Linked DNA regions of Homo sapiens: region 2 is linked to region 1. The links are chromatin contacts, found by Hi-C or POLR2A ChIA-PET in ENCODE. All regions are on one chromosome and are shown on one strand. The core of a region is the stretch at or near the end of the contact, and the rest is flanking DNA. Distances in the headings are between cores, read along the strand shown.

The links. Hi-C counts contacts between places; a loop is a spot of excess contacts on that map. ChIA-PET counts read pairs that join two places held with the same protein, here RNA polymerase II (POLR2A). Pooled maps may share reads with other maps.
Region 2: a loop to region 1 is called in a pooled map, with 6 times the contacts of the local background. The contact joins two enhancer-like sites. A Hi-C loop is called at or near these places in 8 of 50 pooled maps. POLR2A ChIA-PET finds 5 or more read pairs at or near these places in 3 of 52 experiments (Panc1, RWPE1 and WTC11).

The regions. Positions count from the first base shown.
Region 1 is chr7:55,639,541-55,642,757 of GRCh38, forward strand. No RefSeq gene overlaps it. Among named protein-coding and RNA genes, the nearest start is that of VOPP1-DT, 68 kb to the left of the region's middle. Within about 2 kb of position 1,876, at least 2 of the 41 ENCODE cell types and tissues checked have a DNase peak (open chromatin) inside an H3K27ac peak, as active enhancers do.
Region 2 is chr7:55,532,960-55,536,615 of GRCh38, forward strand. All of the region lies in intron 1 of VOPP1 (VOPP1 WW domain binding protein), which reads right to left. Among named protein-coding and RNA genes, the nearest start is that of VOPP1, 38 kb to the right of the region's middle. RefSeq lists enhancers at 638-757, 828-897, 1,238-1,297, 1,338-1,947, 1,968-2,127 and 1 more. Within about 2 kb of position 1,457, at least 21 of the 41 ENCODE cell types and tissues checked have a DNase peak (open chromatin) inside an H3K27ac peak, as active enhancers do.

The DNA.
Region 1 (3,217 bases), core at 626-3,125:
TTGTCTTTTAGTCATCACACTAAAGTGATAAGTGGACTGCATACTACAGTTACAAAATTTTGAGTTTGTCTGTTGGCTTATTTTTACCAATGAGTTTTATAACTTTAGATGTTTTCTTTTTTGCACATTTGCGTTTTTCTCTTTTCAGACTGAAGAAATTTCTTTGGCATTTCTTGTGAGATGGGTCTGATGAGATGCATTCTCTTAACTTTTGTTTGTCTGAGAAACACTATCTCCCCTTCATGTTTGAAGGATAGCTTTGCTGGTTACAGTATTCACAGTTGACAATTTTAGTCTTTCAGCACTTTACATGTACTCCCACTTTCTCCTGGGTTGGACAGTTGCCATTTAGAAGTCTGCTGCCAGTCAGATTGGAGCTCCTTTATATTATTCACTTATTTTCCCTTGCTGCTTTTAGTAGTTTATTTGTCTTAGGCCTTTGAGGGTTTTATTATCCTATGCCCTAGGGTAATCTTATTTGGCTTTACTCTGTCTGGTGATCTCTGACCTTCTTATACTTGGAGATTTATGTCTTTCTCAAGTTTTGGAAAGTTTTCTGTTATTATTTCTTTGAATAGACTTTCTTTTTTTCCCTTTTTCTTTTCTGAGAAGGAGTCTCACTCTGTCACCCAGGCTGGAATGCAGTGGCATGATCTCAGCTCACTGCAACCTCTGACTCCCAAGTTCAAGCAATTATTTTGCTTCAGCCTCCCAGGTATCTGGGATTACAGCTGCGTACCACCACATCCGGTGAATTTTTGTATTTTTAATAGAGACAAGGTTTCACCATGTTGGTCAGGCTGGTCTGGAACTCCTGACCTTCAGTGATCCACCTGTCTCAGCCTCCCAAAGTGCTGGGATTACAGGCATGAGCCACTGCACCCTGCCTCTTTGAATAAACTTTCCATTCCTTGCTTTTGCTCAGCTTCCTCTTGAACACCAGTAATTCTTAGATTTACTATTTCAATGTGATTGTCTATATCTTATAGGCATGCTTTATTACTTTTCATTCTTTTATCTCGTCTGTGTATTTTCCATTAGCCTGTCTTTAAGCTCACTGATTTCTTTCTCTGCTTGATGCATCTGCCATTGAGAGCCTCTCATGAATTTTTGTTCAGCAGATGTACTTCTTAGTTTTAGGATTTCCGTTTGATGTTTTTAAAAAATCATTTCAATCTTTTTCCTTAAATTTATCTGATAAATTTCTTAATTGCTTTTCTGTATTATTTTGTATATCACTGAATTTCCTTAAAAATACTACTTTGGGGCTGGGTGCAGTGGCTCACGCCTGTAATCCCAGCACTTTGGGAGACTGAGGCGGGCAGATCACGAGGTCAGGAGTTCGAGACCAGCCTTGCTAACATGGTGAAACTCCGTCTCTACTAAAAAAATACAAAAGTTAGCAGGGTATGGTGGCGGGCACCTGTAATCCCAGCTACTCGGGAGGCTGAGGGAGGAGAATCACTTGAACCTGGGAGGCAGAGGTTGCAGTGAGCCGAGATCGTGCCATTGCACTCCAGTCTGGGTGACAAGAGCAAGACTCTGTCTCAAAAAAAAAAATACTATTTTGGATTCTTGATCAGAGAGCCCACCTATCACTGTTTAGTTAGTGTTGGCCAGTGGCTTCTTGCTTTGTCCACTCGGGAAGATTATGGTTTTTTTGTTTGCTGTTTTTTCTTATGAATGTACATCTACGTCTCTGCATTAAAGGATTAGTTATTCATTCGAATCTTCTCTGTCTGGCTTGTTTAATTTTCTATCGGGTGTGTTAGAGATTGTTTGCAATTTACCTTGAATATCCTTTTTGCTATGTCACTACCTCCTTTATGGCACTAGATGGCACCTTAATCCCAGGTTTGCCTCAGCTCTAGCAACCATTCAGAGCACTTCTTGTGCCAGATGAGGGAAGTCCTAAAGGGAATACCAGGGAAGCTTGGCAAGGCTAGCTAGGGATTTATGGTCTGAGAACCTATGAAACATAGCTCCTACAGCATGGTGTTACTGAACAGCCACTGTGATTTGGCATCTCCTTTGGCTAAATAACTAAATTTCCCAGGCTGGGGATACTAGTTGCAACCTAATCTCTTTGTTTCTGGGTGTCCTCAGGAGTTTTTCTCCCTTAAGGCACTGGCTATACTTCTTGTGGGTGTCTTCTGCCTGGAATCCCAAGATGATGGGAAAGCTGGTTGTCTTCCTTAATCTTCTTCTTCATCTTTTTTTTTTTTTTTTTTTTGGTCTAGTAAGATTTAATAGTGAAAAATTATCTGCACACTTGGTGTCTGGCAGATTTGTGCTAGGATGTCAGGAATATAAAAGTCTTACTCTTTTATGTCTGCATGGATTTTTTCACTTCTCCATTATTTCAGTAACTATCTTATTCACATATTTGAGTTCTGTGATATTGCTGATGATAATCTTGGTGCTGTGCATTTGTTTAAGATTTCCTGTGGGTCAGGAAGTGGAAACCAGCTTGCTTCTACTCAGCCTTTTTGGTGATGTCACTGCCCTTATGAATTTTGAAAGCTTTACTGTGAAGGGTGTTAAATGAGTAACATGTAGTAAGGTATTTGTAGACACATACTTAAAAGATATTTCTAAGATGTTGCTGGAAAAATGAATTTGTAAATGTATTAATTTAGTGATTTCAAGTGTTTACCAATTGCAAATATATAATAAAATGTTTAAATATGTTTATTTAAAGAATACCTTTAAATAAACCTCTTAAAATCTTTGTTGTGAAGACTGTTCTTTTAGTAAGTGGATATGTGTGTGAGGTTGTAGACACTTACATTAAAGATAATTCTAATAATGTTATTTATTAGATGAGTTGGTTACTATGTTAACTCATTGAATGCAAGTGCTTACCACATTATAAAGTATGCAATAATGTGTTTAAACATGTTTTAAAAGATGCTTTTGTTATTCATTTTAAGAGCTTTGTAATGAAGAGTGTTATTTCAGTGAGTGGATGTAATACTATGTAGGGAATAGTTAGTAGACACATGGCTAAAAGATGATCTAAGTGTGTCATTGATAAAATGAGTTGGTGACTATGTTAATTCAGTGAATGCAAGTATTATCAAACTGGAATGTATGTAATAAAGTGTTTAAACATGGTTCTTTAAAGATTTTTCTTACCACGCATTTTATTTTATTTATATATATATTTTTTGAGATGGAGTCTCACTCTGCCACCCAGGCAGGAGTGCAATGGTGC
Region 2 (3,656 bases), core at 207-2,706, 110 kb before region 1:
GCTGTTACAGCAAATTTGGGGAGAAAGAGAGTCAGTTCCACGTGCTGCCCCAAAGCAGCATCTGTGTATCAGAAAATCTTCAGGGAGTCTCTGGCAGTGTGGAGGCCTAAGCTAAAACCAGGAGGACTGAGAACATATGTGCCAGGAAGGTGATTTTGATGCCAGTTCTGTCTCTCTCCTGAACCCAATCAACTCAATCATTTCTGTTTAACACAAACTCACATGAGTGCCTCCTAAAAGCTGGTTCAGTCAGCTGCCTCCAGGTCAGACCAGTGAGGATGGAGGCCGGTCACTCAGTGTTGTCTGTGGGTGCATGCAAGGGGCAGTGTGGTGCTCTTGAAAGGCAGTGCCCAAGGACAGCAGCAGAAATGCCCCTGCCTTCCCCACTCAGGAAGGGCATCACTGTCCACCCACAAGCAGCTTCCAGAGCCATCACTTATAAATATTTCTTCTCTCATTTAGATTTCCCTGTGCCAAGAAAAAAAAACAAAAACAAAAAAACACCTGCCTGCTCTGAGTCAGCCTCAGAGATGACCGTGGTTGACTGTGCTGTCTGCCATCTGCTTTTAACCACGAAAGAGGAAGCAGCTATGTGGGACACCACATCAGGGAACCTTCCGGACCTAGGGTCTCACTGCCTGGAAACTCCCCTGAGCCTCAGCTTCTTCAGATGGAAGGGACTCTGCTAACTCAAAGAACCCCTCATACTACCCACCAAAGGAAAGTCCCCATCAGGGAGACTAGCAAGGGAGGCTGAATGTAGAACAGCACTCAGGTTAATCCTAAATCCCTACCTGGCTTTCCCTCCTCAGTCATCAACATAGTGATGGGGTGAACTTCGATGATGTTGTCTGGGGACTGACCTTCATATCCTCTGATCCTCCCAGTCTTTTCTTCTTACCTTTTCTCGTACCCAGTGTGTGGTGGGTGGGTAGGGAGGTAGATGAGTGAAAACACCCACAGGAAGGAGGATGGCAAAACTCAGATCCAAAAGCAACAACTCTGCCTCAGTGTTGTAAATAAGCAACAGCTTTTCCACCCAAAACAACTCATTTGTGCAAGGTCACCAGCAAACTGTACAGCTGTCTCCCAGCCCTGTCAGCTATAATTTCTAATAGCTGTCACTGTGTCCTGGCTTGTTAAAATCCGTGAAGGAAATCATTTCATGTAGCTTTTTTTTTTTTTTTACGAGATGGAGAGAGAAAAGAATGGTAGCAGAGTAAAACAGCAAGTGCAAGCAGATGACAGAAATTTCTACAGACACTTAATAGACAGACATTCCTTAGGCCTAGTTCAAATATCTAAATTCCATCTGGGGACTTGGCTGTCAAAAGATAATCATCTCTTGCTTCATTTCTCATATAATTTCCTAAACCCTCGGGTCTCAGCTAGTGCAAGGTCCTGTCATGGTCACCTGTGGCTTGGGCCAATTCTCACTTCCCCTGAAGGGCAGCTGCGTGTAGGGAGCGGGGGCTGCCCAAAGTTTCACTCTGACTGGAGGTAAACTTAACATCATTTCTGCATTAGTCATTTAGAGCCCTGGGCTCAGTACTTTCCCCCAACTGGGTTTCTGCTTTTGAGCTCGCTCTGCAATTTCCCCAATTCTGACTCAATTCTCTCTGGGCCCAGGGAGCTGTCAACAGCCACTCCTCCCCACCCATTTCTCCAGCTGTAGCCCTCTTGCAGGTGTCCTGCCCACAAAAGAACACCAGCATACAACGCCATGCAGGGCCCACTCTGAGCTGGGGACCTTCTGCCAGTTGCCACCTGGGATCTCTGCCAGGTGCCCAGAAGAACCTCACACCAGACATCCCTACAGCTGAGCGCTGCTCCCACCCAGTGCTCTGGACTTTGGGGAAAGTACCACCGCCCACTAGCTCACCCCAGCCACATGCTGTCCCCAGTGCCTCCTGTCTTCCCACTCCATCCACGTGGTCAAGCCTTGTCTCTTCCCAGGACATTCCTGCCACACCACAAAGGAGGCTGGCATCAAAAGCCAGGGGGTGAGCTTGCTGATGGGAGAAGAGGAGAACAGGAAGACACAGTTGAAGAGTGGTAGAGCCTGCAGCACCTGCCCCAAGACCACTGCCACATCCAAGTCTGGCCGCATGGCCTCTAGTGCCAGGGCCTGGCTGGGGGACTCCTGACACTGCACCTGCCCCTAAACCTCTCAGCAGCCTTGACAAAGCTCAGGGGGCTACGCAGGGCTCTGTCATAGAGAATAGGAAAGGAGGGCACACAGCACACCAACTCCTGCTAGAAAATCTCCAGGGGCTCCCCATTCACTGTGGGTTTCTCTTTGCTTCCCCTTGAGGTCATAATTTTCTTTCTTCTGAATGCAATTTTATCTTCAGTGGGCTTCATTACACAAACAAGCAAAAAGAGTGGGGCTGACTGATCAGGGCAAAGCTCAGTGAGCTCAGAGGGCACTGGGGCAGGCTCCCCCTGGAAACCCTGCTGCCTCACTGAGGGTGAAGTACAGACCCCAGGGAGTGTCCTTCTGGCCTGGCCGCCCCCACATGCCATTGGCTCTTCCTGTCTCTGCCGCTCCTCCCAGTCCCCCGCCCCGCAGCCATTTCCATCCATGCACCTCTAGAGAACCCTAGGTCTATTCACTTCCATCTGGAAAACACTTCTTCAGAGTTTCCACCAACGGAGCCTCAGCCTCAGTGTCACTTGGATGAAAATTTTCGAGACTTCCAGAAGGTGAGTTGTTAGTTTTCCCCCTTGGGGCTCTGATTAAATTTAACTCTCAGCACTTCAGCTTACAAGGAATCTTCCCTTCCGTGAACTTATTTGGTCCTAATGAGACCATGGGAAGGAGTGGGCTGCCCTCAACCAGCAGACATGCTCAGCACTGTGTCTGCCATCCCAGGATGCAGTTGGGGCACTGTCCCTCTGTGCAGAGGCTGGGCAGGCAGACATCAACTTACCGCAGGTCTGAGACTATCTCCAAAGACAGTGTTCTTTCCTTGATGACGACCGACTCTTTCCTACACCTGACCCACACTCTGTGCCAAGCAAGGATCATGCACTCAGGGCCCTGGCTCCTCCTGCAGGGTTGGGTCTTCAGGAGCTCCTGAGGAGTAAGGGCCCTGCCTCGGCCACCCTGTTGGCCCCAGTGCCTGACCCAGGCCAAGCGTTCAGGAAACCTTTGGTGGAAACGCTCACATATCCACTTCCTTCTCTGCCTGCTCAAAAGTTGTACTTGGATTTGACTATACACCCTGAAGTATGGAGACTGGCCCTGACTGCCAGGATACATAGGCTGATTAAAACTCAAGCAAGGCCGGGCGTGGTGGCTCACGCCTGTAATCCCAGCACTTCGGGAGGCCAAGGCAGGCAGATCACCTGAGGTCAGGAGTCTAAGACCAACCTGGCCAACATGGTGAAACCCCGTCTCTACTAAAAATACAAAAATTAGCCCGGTGTGGTGGCGGGCGCCTGTAGTCCCAGCTACTCGGGAGGTTGAGGCAGGGGAATTGCTTGAACCCTGGAGGCAGAGGTTGCAGTGAGCCGAGATTGCACCACTGCTCTGCAGCCTGGGTGAGAGTGACACTCTGTCTCAAACAAAAAAACAAACTCAGGCAAGATTTACCACCATGAGGATAGAGAACTTAGGAGCACAATATGCTGATGGGGACAAAGAGAACTTC